Linked DNA regions of Homo sapiens: region 2 is linked to region 1. Evidence: chromatin contacts called from ENCODE Hi-C or POLR2A ChIA-PET data. All regions are on one chromosome and are shown on one strand. The core of a region is the stretch at or near the end of the contact, and the rest is flanking DNA. Distances in the headings are between cores, read along the strand shown. Region 1 overlaps LINC02660 (long intergenic non-protein coding RNA 2660). Region 2 overlaps LOC105376368 (a long non-coding RNA gene).

Region 1 (6,813 bases), core at 1,219-3,718:
GAAAAACCAACAACGTGATAGATTGGGATGGAGGGTGGGGGTGGGAGCTGTTTTTGATGGAATATTTGGGGGGATGCTTCTCAGAGTCTGAGTGAGATGTGGGCAGAGAGAAGGAGCCAGCCAAGTGGGAGATAAGAAAGGGTTTTCCTGCTGAGGGGGCCTCTAGAAGCCCTAAGCCAGGATCAGCTTGGAATGTTCCAGAAACAGAAAGGATGTCAGTGTCCCTTGAGAGCTCAATTGGGGAGTGGAGAGAGATAGATGAGTTTATAGACAAAAGGCTTCACACCTGCCTTCTCGGGGGTCCAGGGGGGATCTTGAGGGTCCAGGAAGAAGTGTGTGGCTTACTTGAAGAAAATGGGAAGCTGTGGAGGGTTATAAATGGGAGGGATATAATTTTTTTAGGTTTTGCAAAGGACACACTGGATGCAACATATTAGGAGAGAAGAGGTTGACATGGATGGACATTTTTGAACTGATGTTAAAATAAAACATTTGATTCCTTTTTCTGTACCTTTATGAATGCAGATGAACATACCCATTGTATGAGTCCATTCTCATATTGCTATAAAAAAATACCTGGGACTGGGTAATTTATAAAGAAAAAGGTTTGATTGGCTCACGGTTCCACAGGCTGTACAAGAAGCACAGTGGCTTCTGCTTCTGGGGAGGCCTCAGGAAACTTACAATCATGGCAGAAGGCAAAGGAGAGGCTGGCACATCTTACATGGTTGGAGCAGGAGGAAGAGAGAGCAACGCGGGAGGTGCCACACATTTTTAAACAACCAGATCTCACAAGAACTCACGACGGGGATGACAGCACCCAGGAGGATGGTGTTAAACCATGAGAAGCCACCCCCACAAGAACTCACATAGGGACGACAGCACCCAGGAGGATGGTGTCAGACCATGAGAAGCCAACCCCACAAGAACTCACGATAGGGATGACAGCACCCAGGAGGATGGTGTGAGACCATAAGGAGCCACCTCCATGGCCCTGTCACCTCCCACCAGGCCCACCTCCAGCATTGGGGATTACCTTTCAACATGAGATTTGGGTGGGGACACAGAGCCCAACCATATCACCCCCTCCTGTCTTGAAATGCCAGGGCTCCCTCCCCAGCCCCACCTGAAGGCAAAGTTCTAGAACCACCCTGAGACAATGAGCCAGTTGCTTCAAATTGAGCATGAAACCACTCAGCGTCCAGAGCAAAGGAAATACATAAAGTGCCTAAATTGGCCTAATGGGATCTTAGTAATCAAATATATCATCATCTGTACATTTTCCATATTACGGTGGGAACACTTTGTAGCCAGCCTAGCTCCCCTCCTGTTCCTGTTAGAATTTTGTTCTTAGAATAAATTTACATCCGTCCCCTGGTGCCAGGGTTCAGGCTGTGTTGCACTTTTCATTATAAGCCATGTTTACCGAAGGTTTACAACTTGGCTGTAAAAACCGGTTGGCACCGAAACTGGAAACTTGGCATGAACAAATTGGCATAAACATTGGCCGGAAGCAGTTTTTCTATCTAAATCTGAGAAAAACAGACTAGGTCATTTTCAAGTTATTTGTGTTATTCATGCATAAATAAAATGAAGCTTGACAGCTTCAAACAGTTGTTTGCTTTTGCGCTCTTCAAAAATAGATTGGATCCAAGAAAAGTAACATTTGGTAAACAAATACTCCATGACGGACTGTAGAAAAAACGAAAGGAAAAAAGAGTGGAGTGCAGTACATTAAATAGAAAGGGAAGATGGAAGCGTTTCAAAAGTCACTTTGTGTCAGAAAGTGGAGTCAGGAAAGGTATTATTAGGTGATTATGTGGTTTCTAGAGGCAAATTTAGAGATTCCTCTGGACTCTAAATTAATAGTGTAAACAAGCAGAGAGCAAGCTTTCAAATAACATAATTTATTTTTTTGAGATCTGAAGCACATCTAAACAACACAAGCTAACTAAATAGATGATGTTCAGGCAAGGAAGAACCAAGTGATTTCTAAATATGTTTTCTAACAGCAGTAGGCTTGGCCTGTAAAACAAACAAACAAAAAGTTTAAAAACTGGGGGAAGAAAAAAACAAAATATAAATGATATAGTAAAACATCTTGGTTGAAAACAATAGCATCAATGTCTGATCTTTCCGCTCATCTATGTATCGAATTAAGTTTAGAAATGCAATTTGTGGGTTTTGAATTCCAGCAGCCAGTAGCAGCTCTCTAAAGAGGGAAAGTGATGGTGCCGACCGCTCCCCAAAGAATGCCTTTTTGGCAAATTTAAAAGTCAGCCTTGACGTCAAGTGACTCCTGAGAAGGCTCCGCATTGAGTTCTGTGAAGCGTGGGCAGATCGGACTTTCACTCTCAAAACTCTGTCGGGGGATGACTACAGACACAGTTTAGGGCAAAATAAAACCAAGCCAATTCAAACAGAAAGTAAAAATAAGTCAGAGAGGAAAGAATGTGGAGGATGGACCAGGCCTGCTGGGGCCCGCGCTCTGTAACAAGCGCCCCTTGGGGAAGGAGTTGTCTCACAGGCTTGCTTTTTATTGATGTTCCTTCCTAACGGTTGTTAGCAGCAGTTAAATCCATATGGTTGTTCTTGGCAAAATGGATCTTGTCCTCTATTTGTAAAGTCTTGTTTCACCAAACTATAGGCAGAGTAATAGAATTCTATCATTGGAAGTGGAAGAATTTTCCACCTGGGGATTTCACCTGAATGGCACCTTTGGCCATTACCTGGCTCTTAGGATCAGCATGGTTCCATCCACGTGGTAATTCAAGCTAACAATTATCTTGGGACACATCTCAAAACTATTAACTCCCCAGAATGATCCACAGTGTTGATTCTCGGGTGGATGCTCCCAGTGTTTCCTCCTTCAGAGAAAGCTATGAAATCACTTGTTCACCCTAATATCAAGATTGTTCCAGCTGGTTGCAGTGGCTCACGCCTGTAATCCCAGCACTTTGGGAGGCTGAGGTGGGCGGATCACATGAGGCCAGGAGTTCGAGAGTAGCCTGGGCAACATGGCGAAACCTGGTCTCTACTAAAAATACAAAAATTAGCTCAGCATGGTGGTGCCTGCCTGTAATCCCAGCTGCTCAGGAGGCTGTGACAGGAGAATCGCTTGAACCCAGGAGGCAGAGGTCAAAGTGAGCCGAGATCGCGCCAGCCTGGATGACAGAGCAAGACCCTGTTTCAAAAAAAGAAAAAAAAGAAAAGATTGTTCCGATAGCAACTATAGCAATGCCATGTCATTGAGGATTCCAACTTGTCATGTGCTTCCTGGATAGGGTTTTACACCCTAGAGAGTTCTCTTCCACATTGAGAAGTATGAATAAACACATGCAATGACTCCATTGACACTATTCTTTAGAGATGAAGAAATTAAAGACCTAGGGCACACTATCGGGGTTCCACAGACCAGAGACAAAACAACTCAGCAATTAACAGGCCTCACAGAAACGAGTTTGGGAACCCCTCAGCATTTCTGCAGAATTTGCAGTTATTTCTAAGTATATTCCCTCCAGGTGCACGGTTAGCTAATCTTACCAGTCCCATAGATTCCTTGAGGGACTGGTTTACATCTTATTTTTGTATTCAGTTCCTAACACGGTGCCTGACACTCCAGGGCTTCAGCAAAATACTGATGCTATGATATGGGTAAGCGTTTCTATCTATAAATAGAGAGAGAGAGAGAGAGAGAGGTGTTTTGGTTTTGTTTTCTTTTAACAGACTGGGGAAGAAAAATGTTTGGAGGCTAAAATAAAATTTGCACCAATCAGCGTAAATGAGTGAGTTGTCTGGAAATGCCACATTGTAGATCTGAAATGCCATTATCTACAGGGAGCAGGTGCCCTCAATTGGGGACTTGATACAGTTTGGCCGTGTCCTCACCCAAATATCATCTTGAATTGTAGCTCCCATAATTCCCATGTGTTTTGAGAAGGACCTGTTGGGAGATAATTAAGTGATGGGGCCAGTTTCCCCCATAATGTTTTTGTTTGGACACTATGATCAGAGAGAACTGATGACTTCTACAACAGTCTGCTCTTCAGCTCAATATTCCACCACCAACAGACCTTGGGTTTTGGGGAGTTAATGGGGCACTCAGATGATTGCTGATGGAAACTCCAGGGGAAGTAAGGGTGGGGAAGAAGTGTAGCTTGTAAAAGATTTCCCATCTTTTAGTCCTAAACTTTCAACTGGGGGAAGAATATTACATTTTAAATCCAACCCACAGAAAGGAAAATTCATCAAAATCTCCAAGCCGAATGGGATCTGCGACCCTTTCCATGAAGACTGATCAGATAGGCCTGGCGCAGCTTTCTGCTCTGCTCCCAAGAGCTGTGCAATGTGTGGTCCTTGGGCCATTCCTGCTGCATAAATGTGCATTCTTTGTATTGGAACCCAGAGTGTAGGAACTAGTCGCTTTGACAGAGAATGAGGCTGGCCCTGCATCCATGTTAGACATTGCTATCCTTTTCTTAAGGTTTCTTCATTGTTACATAGTACATCTTGGGAAAGGAAACAGAAAGCTAACTGCAGTGTTAATTCTTGGAACTGGCATGAAAACGAAGAGGAGAAGTGACACAGCGAAAGAGCTTACGTTTGGGAATCAAAGACCTGGATTCATTTTCTACCTCTGTACTTGCAGGATTTGTGCAAGATTTTGACCAATTACTTAACGCATCTGAGCCCCAAGGATCCTGACCATAAAATGAGGCTACTTCTTCCTACCTCTGGACAATGTACGGATTGGCTGGGGGGCAGAAGAAATTGCCCTGGATGTCCTCTTTCCTTTCTGGTGCCTATCTTCCCCACCAGCAAACTCGGCGGCCTGGACCTCCAAATGTATCCTGACTCCGAGCTGGGTGATTTCTTTTTCTTCCGAGCCACAACCATCTCCATTCTGGACGGCATCCATGTGCTCCGAAAGCTCTCCTGCTTCCTCTCAGACTTCCCAACCATCTCTTCCCCAGGGCACCCGTGGGATCCAACGGCATGAACCTCATCACCTTATGCCTACTGAAGGCCCTGCTTGTCTTCCTAATGCTCTGCAGACAAAAGAACCCATGAACACCCAAGCAGAGGCTGGGCCCTGCCCGGTTCTGGCCTCCCTCACCCCTCCCCTCTGCCCATGCCCCCCCACCCTCCCCTCTGCCCATGCCCCCCCACCCCTCCCCTCTGCCCATGCCCCCCGTCACCCCTCCCCTCTGCCCATGCCCTGCCCATCCTGACCTTACGCCTTCAACTGCCCTGAAACACACCAGGTGCCCTCTGGCCCCCTCTGGCGCCAGCTTCCCCTGCCCCCAGCCCTTGCCACAGGCCTCCCATGCCTGGCGCTCCCAATGTTTACTTCTCATGTAGAATTTCTCCTCCTTGGAGACGTGAGATTGAGTCTTAATCTTTCAAACCAAAGGAGCCTCCACACCTCTCTCCCCACCAAATGCTTTATCCATTTCCTTTGTATCACTCACCTGAATTCTGTTTGTATTTGTCAGTGCCCCCAGAATGAAAGTGCAGGGCCCTACATGAGCCCAGAAGCTGCTCTTCCCCGAAAGTCTGGGAGAGAAGAGGCTCCTGGAGGTTTGTGAAGCCCACCTGCATGGCAGGTGTGACAGCCGGCAGGGCCCCTCCTGCACCCCGTCCCTGTGCCCCGCCTGGTGCCATGAAACCACTGGACAACTATGAGACGATTGAGCTCGTTATTATAAAATCATCACGTTTTTCTACTATAAACTTATAGTAATATTCCAGTTTAGACAGAATGAAGAGCATCCAGAGGAACTGAACAATGAGCTCCTGAGATGGACCGTGATTCCTGCGTGTGGCTTGGGTGTCGCATGGCAAGATGTGCACACGAGCAAGCGACGGTGAATTGTGAACGCTTCTGGCAAGTGCTCTGGCTGGACTGTATTTTCAGAGCTTTGTAAATCACCTAATTCCTTTTGCATAAGAACATTAATGATGCGAGGAGGCCAGTTACATTTTCAGTTATACTTTGTTGCATTTTAGAGGGAAATTATCTATCATGGTTAAATTTGCAAAGCTGGGTATTGCCAAAGGTCATGGGGATTTGTGCCCCACAGCAGGAAAGGCACACAGTAGAGCCAGCTCTTTACTGCCTGTCTGAAGGGTGACTTGGTCTGTTACCTGGTTTTGGTGGCATCCCCAGGTTCACAGCCAGTCTGCCTCACTTCCCCTTACTGGGTGCGTGGCCTGTGGACAGAGGGTGAAGACACAGATGTGGAAGTGATGGAATCTCAGCCTCGAGACACCCTGCACCAATGCCGGACAGGATGAGAGAGTTGTAGGCAGGAACGAGTCCAGCCAGGGCTGCGGGAATGACTCTCAGGATGTGACACAGCTTTCCATATCACAAAATACAGGAGAAAGCTGTGCTTTGGGTGGTACAATTTACGAGGGGTCCAATCTGTTAAATGTAGAATGCTTCAGTCTTATTTCTTGGCTGCTTTCTCACAAGAAGAGCTCAAGGATCGCCACCTGGCAAAGCTAAGACAGACGTTCATCTTCCCTCTCATCTGAGCCGGCCGGCCCAGGAGGAGCGAGTGAAGTGGCATGACTCCGAGTGCTTGGAGGAAAGGGCCAGGCATGCTGCTGGGGGCTCCACAATTGAACCCAAAACCTACTCTCCTCATCTGTTTTGTGTTGCTTAGAATACCTGGACCTGGGTAATTGAGAAGAAATAAAATGTATTTCTTATGGTTATGGAGGCTGAGAAGTCCAAGATGTGAAGGGCCACATCTGTTGAGGGCCTTTTTCTTGGTGGAGCCCCTCTCTGCAGAGTTCCAAGATGGC
Region 2 (6,813 bases), core at 1,530-4,029, 240 kb before region 1:
TTCCTTCAGGAAAATAGTACATACACTTTCCAATGTCCACCCCCTCCTTTCTGTTGTCAAATGGCAATAAATGTCATGTAATGTCTTCCTGTTTTTTATTTATTTGGAATAAAATTAATTTTTTGCTTTTTCTTCTAAATTGTTTTCTAATTTACACAAGGCACAGAATGACTCTGAATCAAGATTGGCTGCATTTCCACTTCAAATTGTACAATGTAGAAGACATTGTGTGCATTGCACAGAAAACATGAGTCAATGATAGAGTGTTATCTTCCATATAATACAAAAATATTTTTATAACATAAGTAATGTCATCCCAAGTAGCATCTTCCGTATAAAAATGCTAAAACTGGCAATGTGTTTTGAAGGTTTCTGGCATTTATATTATATTTGTGTAAGATATTGCTGAATACCACATTTCATTTTCTTCTTTCTAAACTTTAACAGATAATCCTGTTTTCAAAACAAACTATCTACACATATTTCCATTAGTGAAATAGGACTCATCTTCTGTGAAATCCAACTTTAATTATAATCATCAAATACATATTATTTTAATGTTTTTAAAACGTAAGAAAAAGCATGCTTTACTTCAAAATCAGCAATGCATAGAGATTTTTAATTTTTCTTTCATTTTTATAAAAATCAGTTGCATATTTGAAAGCAATTCGTAAGCCCTATGGGTTTTTTGGAAAGCGCTTTTATGATTGTTGTAAGAAAATGTTCTCCATGTCAGTAACAAATGGCTGTCATGGAATTTTGGCAGCAAATGTTTCAGCCGTCCACATGAAATGGAGGAATATTTCTCCACTGAGATTAGTTTCTGTTATACTGTGTTACTGGAGAGAATGATAATGGAATTTCTCTTCTGGGCTTGTCATGGATAAAATATTGTATCCATTCTATCACATGAAAGGGAGGAGTAAGATTAGACAGTATTTAAAGAGAGTGGCTTCCAGGATGGAGTCTTCCAAGGAAAATGCAGGGTTCCTGGTGATGCTTTAAAAAGGGATCTTATTGGAAGGCAGCTCTGTCTCACCTCTCAGGACAGTGTTTTTACAGTAAACCTGGAGACATTTAGTGTTAAATGACAAAATGTCAAATAATATGGCCACAGATCCATAGATTCAGGTCGAATTCTCCCCCAAAAGAAAACAACATACTTATACAGGGACAAGCATGACCATACAATTAATATGTAATCATTATGAAGGTTTAAAAAGGGGATTAATTGTATTTAGCCAACAATGATGAAAGGTGACCCCAACATCTTGACTCTGGCTTGCTTTCTCTCCAACCTGGTGAACGCTTCATCTTAGAGGAGCACAGTAGGTCTGCACCGCCCTGTCCCAGACTAAGTGGGGGTGACTTTGGACACTGGGCATGTGGTTCTTGGAGAGATGACATGTCACAGCAGGCTCAGTTGGTTCCAGGTATATACACACATGTGCGTGTACATACACATGTACACGCACATGTGCACCTATACACACAAATATGTGCACATACACTTGTGTACACACATATACACACAAGTATGTGCACATATGCACATGCTCACACATCCACATATATACACAAATATATGCACATACACATATGCACATACACACACATCCACACATATACTCACAAATATGTGCACTTACACATGTACACACATATACTCACAAGTATGTGCACATATGCACTTGCACACACTCATGCACACATGTACACACAAGAATTGCACATAGCCACATGCACACACTCATGCACACATGTACACACAAGTATTGCACATAGCCACATGCACACACTCATGCACACATGTACACACAAGTATTGCACATAGCCACATGCACACACTAATGCACACATGTACACACAAGTATTGCACTTAGCCACATGCACACAAAGACAGGCAGGCCATTTCATGCCACCTTCTTCTAGACTGTCAAGGACACAGTTATTTTTTTTTCATCCAGTTTGGCTTCTTCATCAAAATATTTTTAACAAAAAATTCATGATTCATCTTTTTTAAGTTTCTTTTTTTAAAAAAATTTCAGTTCCCCATTCACTTTAATCTGGTGATTTTTCAGAAACGAATGAACTAGCCACACTGCATCTCCTCTCATGCCAATTGTCCTTGGAGTCTTTTTTTTTTTTTAGAGAAGGAGTCTCACTTTGTCTCCCAGGCTGGAGTACAATGGCACAATCTCGGCTCACTGCAACCTCCGCCTCCTGGGTTCAAGTGATTCTCCTGCCTCAACCTCCCGAGTAGCTGCGATTACAGGCACATGCAGTGATGCCTGACTAATTCTTGTATTTTTAGTAGAGATGAGGTTTCACCATGTTGGCCAGGCTGGTCTCGAATCCCTGACCTCAAGTGATCTGCCCGCCTGGACCTCCCAAAGTGCTGGGATTACAGGCGTGAGCCACCGCGCCCAGCAGTCCTTGGAGTCTTTGATCTGTGCACTAAAGAACTGGCAAAGCCAATAATGTTCTCTCTCCCTTTGAGGATAAGAATTCTTTGGTCCACCCAGAATTTGTGTGGTCTTGCAGCTTCTAAAAACAAGTGGGAGGAAGAACAATGAAAACCTAGACACTGCTGTTTACCAAGTGTTCTTTGAATAGCATCCTGATTGGCTGCACACTGGTTTAACTTTCCCTCTTTGAAACTTCTGCTTCTGAATCACCAAAATAACAACCCGAACTTGGTGTTCTAGGGCCCAGCAGCAGCCTGAAGCCCTGGCCACTGTCTGTTCCCCTTCTTATTCCACATTTCTCTGTCTCCCTCACACCATCTGCTGAACTCGAGTCTGAGGGGACACTTATTTCTAAACCCAAGTCATGTCTATGGTAACAGAAGAAGCTGAGCAGGGGCCAGCTGAAGCTGTTGTCACTCATTCCTCTCAAGGCTGGGGTCCCTCATCTCCCTGTCCTACCTTCTATGGGTGTAAGGTTGCAACTCAGGCCCACATGGAGGTCTGTGGAATAATCTTGGATGTCCTCCTCCAACCCTCAGCTGTCAGGTGGCCTGAGCTGCTCCAGGCCAGTGGTTCTCAACCTTGACAGCCCGCTATAATCCCAATGTCCAAGCCACACCAAGACAGGGACAGGACACATGTGTCTGCACTTTGTTGTCAGCGTCTACACATGCCAGCTCTGGAGTCAGACAGGCCTAACTTTAAATTCATGCTCTGTCACTTCTGAGCAAGCAGCAACTTCTGTCATGATGCAATTATTCTCTATGAAAGTGGTTCTACCACCTTAAAAATGGAAAGATTAACTCACGAGTTTATAAATAACAAGGCTTAAAACAATCCAAAATATAAAAAACCGAAAATGAGAGAGAATGGATGGGGAGATATATTTTAAAATACCAGTGTATGTAAGCGGGGTTTCCATAAATTCAATCTAACCATGGACATATTCAAAGGCACATGGACTTGTAGGAACATTTTCTAGAAAGTTTAAGTGCAGAATACGTGAAGCCTGTCAGAAAGTTTAACAGCACACACACAAACACAACAAAACATACTTGTTGTTTTCACTGGGTTTTTGACAAAATCATTTTGGGCAAGGCGTGAAGGTGACATGGGGCAGACAGAAAACAAAATTGCTCTGTTCCACGGTTTTTAAATCTTCTTCACCAGAGAGAATAACCTCCCCAATTGGGAGAGGTGAGGTTAACCTGTTCACATGGGCTGGATCAGGGCTTGCACGTCAATGTTTCCAGAAACACAAGGCCCTGTGCTGCCTCGGGAACCTCCACGTGTGCAGGAAACTGACGATTCTTTGGGAAAGGAAGAAGTGCCACAGACTGGCTGTTTTCCTGATTTTCACGGAGAAATTCTGGTGTTGAGCCTGGACAAAATTCTACAGCAGTTTATGACGCACATACAATAATTTATTGAGGTTTGCAAAAAACAGAAGGTTTTGCTAAGAATGTATGTAGAATGATCACTCTTTTGAGATCGCAATACCAGGCATGCAGCATCATCTCTCCTTCTTTTTTTTTTTTTTTTGTTTTGTTTTGAGATGGTCTCGCTCTGTCACCCAGACTGGAGTGCACTGGTGCGATCTCAGCTCACCGCAACCTCCGCCTCCGAGGTTCCAGCCACTCTCCCACCTCAGCCTCCCCAGCAACTGGGATTACAGGAGCATGCCACTATGCCTGGCTTTTTTTTTTTTTTTTTGAAGCGGCACTTTTTTTTTTTAGTAGACGGAGGGTTTCACCATGTTGGCCAGGCTGGTCTCCAACTCCTGACCTCAAGTGATCGCCGGCTTTGGCCTCCCAAAATGCTGGGACTACAGGCGTGAGCCACTGCGCCTGGCCAACATCATCTGGTAAGCATATTTTTCTTAGATCCTACATGGTGGTTAGCTCAGATTCAAGGCATATGGGCGTGGTGCCTGGCCGCCCTCTGTTGGCAGAAACCAGTGAGAGGGAAGGAAGAGGCTCTGTTGGAGTGACATGGATCTTACAATCCCAGGGTGACCCCTGCCTGGAGGCTGCCTTGTGTCAAAGTGCTCTGATTTGGTTCGGGTACAGGGTACCATGAGTGTCCGGGATGGCAATGACTAGGCTATCACAGCAGGGCAATCTCCAGAGGAAAGTGTCTCAGGAAGGAGATAGCATGGCCACACTTTAGGAGGCTGGGGAGAGGACGTTTCCCCTGGGTGCAGTGATGTGAAAAGGGCTGGTAAAATCAGAAAGAGCCATATTCCGGGGGGCACAGCAGGAAGGCGCCTCTGGACAGGAGATGGACAAGAGGACACTTCCCAGCGACGATGGCAGAAGGAAAGCAGGTGTCGACTTTTTCTCTCGTCTGAAGCAAAAGAAACAATTATGAAGGGATTTTGTTGAAGACACAAACCTGTAATGAAAGGGATAACGCAAAAGGTAAAAACATCATCACACTTAAAAAAAAATTCGTAAGGTAAAAACATTGGCACACTTCAAAAACATGGTGAAATTTTTATAGATTTAAGGGGTACAAGTGCAGATTTCTTCAAAAAAAATCTTAAAAAGAAAACATGGTGGTTGTGCAAAACATAAACCCACAGAGAAAACATGAACCTGCAGTTTTAGAGAAAACATAAATCTGAAGAATAGAGAAACATATTTGGAAGCTATGCATCCAACAAAGGTCCAATCTAATCTCTAGAATCTACAAGTAACTCAACTCTACAAGAAAAAAAGCAAATAACCTGATTAAAAATTGGGCAAAGGACATGAACAGACATTTTTCACTGCACGGCAGTGAAGCCTGGGCTTTCATTGTACCCATCACCCGAATAGTGTATGTTGTACTCAGTAGGTAATTTTTCAACTCACACTCCCGAAGCCTTCTACATTTTGGAGTCTCCAGTGTCTATTATTCCACCCTGTAGGTGCATGTGTACCCACTGTTTAGCTCCCACTTAAGTGTGAGAACATGTAGTATTTGACTTTATTTCTAAGTTATTTCACCTAGGACAATGGCCTCCAGTTCCATCCCTGTTGCTACAAAAGACAATTTCATTCTTTTCATGGCTGAGTAGTATTCCATGGTATATATACACCACATTTTCTTTATCCAGTTATCCAATGGTGGACAGTTAAGTCAATTTCCTATCTTTGCTATTGTGAATAGTGCTGCAATAAACACATGAGGGCAGCTCTCTTTTTGATATAACGATTTCTTTCCCTTTGGTAGATACCCAGGAGTAAAGTCGCTGGAATGAATGTAGTTCTACTTTTAATTCTTTGAGAAATCTCCATGCTGTTTCCCTTAGAGGTTATTCTAATTTACATTCCCACCAATGGTGTATAAGGGTTTGTTTGCTCCACATTCTTGCCAACATTGGTTTTAGAAATTTTTAAGAATAGCCCTTATAACTGGTGTAAGATGGTGTCACATTTTTGGTTTTAATATGAATTTCTCTGATGATTAGTGATGTTGAGCTTTTTTTCATAGGTTTATTGATTACATGAATGCCTTCTTTTGAAAAATGTCTGTTCATATTCTTTGCCCAATTTTTAATTAGGTTATTTGCTTTTTTTCTTGTGGAGTTGAGTTCCTTGTAAATTCTGGAGATTAGATTAGACCTTTGTTGGATGTATAGTTTGCAAATATGTTTCTTCATTTTGCAGGTTTACGTTTTAGCTATTGATTATTATTATTATTATTATTATTATTACTATTATTTTGCTGTGGTTAGTTTAATTAAGTCCTATTTGTCTATTTTTGTTTTGTTGTATTTGCTTTTGAAGACATGGTCATAAATTCTTTGCCTAGGCCAATGTTCAGAATAGTTTTTTCTGGGTTGTCTCCTGGGACTTTTGTAGTTTGAGGACTGATATTTAAGTCTTTAATTTATCTTGAGTTAATTTATGTATATGATGGGAGGTCTGAGTCTACTTTCATTCATCTGCATGTGGCTATCTAATTTTCCCTACACCATTTATTGAATAGGATGTCATTTCCCCAATGTACATTTTTGTTGACTTTGTTGAAGATCAGTTGGGTATGTGGCTTCATTCTTGCTTCTCTGTTCTGTTTCACTGATCCATGTGTCTATTTTTATAACAGTGCCACACTGTTTTAGTTACTATAGCCTTGTAGTATAATTTAAAGTCAGGTCATATAATGTCTCCAGCTTTGGTCTTTTTGCTTAGGGTTGCTTTGGCTATTCAGCCTCTTTTTTGAGTGCATATGAATTTTAAGATTTTTTTTTCTAATTCTGTCAGTACACTTTTAAAAGCTGCAAAGCAGATGTATGACAGTAACTACTGACCCAGAGAAACAGAATCCAAGCCTGGATGTGAGGAAATATTTAGCTAAT

What was found. A loop is a pair of places that touch in the nucleus more often than their neighbours do. ChIA-PET counts read pairs that join two places held with the same protein, here RNA polymerase II (POLR2A). Pooled maps may share reads with other maps.
Region 2: a pooled map shows a loop between it and region 1 (3-fold over the local background). The contact joins two enhancer-like sites. A Hi-C loop is called at or near these places in 1 of 37 single-sample maps with no recorded cell type and 8 of 50 pooled maps. POLR2A ChIA-PET finds 5 or more read pairs at or near these places in 2 of 52 experiments (Panc1 and activated CD4-positive, alpha-beta memory T cell).

Annotation. Positions count from the first base shown.
Region 1 is chr10:3,930,891-3,937,703 of GRCh38, reverse strand. It overlaps LINC02660 (long intergenic non-protein coding RNA 2660), which reads right to left. Exons shown (of 3, transcript NR_183984.1): 2 at 4,732-5,048; 3 at 1,892-2,025. Among named protein-coding and RNA genes, the nearest start is that of LINC02660, 22 kb to the right of the region's middle. RefSeq lists enhancers at 2,181-2,230, 2,251-2,300, 2,341-2,530. Within about 2 kb of position 2,468, at least 27 of the 41 ENCODE cell types and tissues checked have a DNase peak (open chromatin) inside an H3K27ac peak, as active enhancers do.
Region 2 is chr10:4,171,974-4,178,786 of GRCh38, reverse strand. LOC105376368 (a long non-coding RNA gene) reads right to left here. Exons shown (of 4, transcript XR_930587.4): 4 at 4,330-4,814. Among named protein-coding and RNA genes, the nearest start is that of LINC00702, 69 kb to the left of the region's middle. Within about 2 kb of position 2,779, at least 2 of the 41 ENCODE cell types and tissues checked have a DNase peak (open chromatin) inside an H3K27ac peak, as active enhancers do.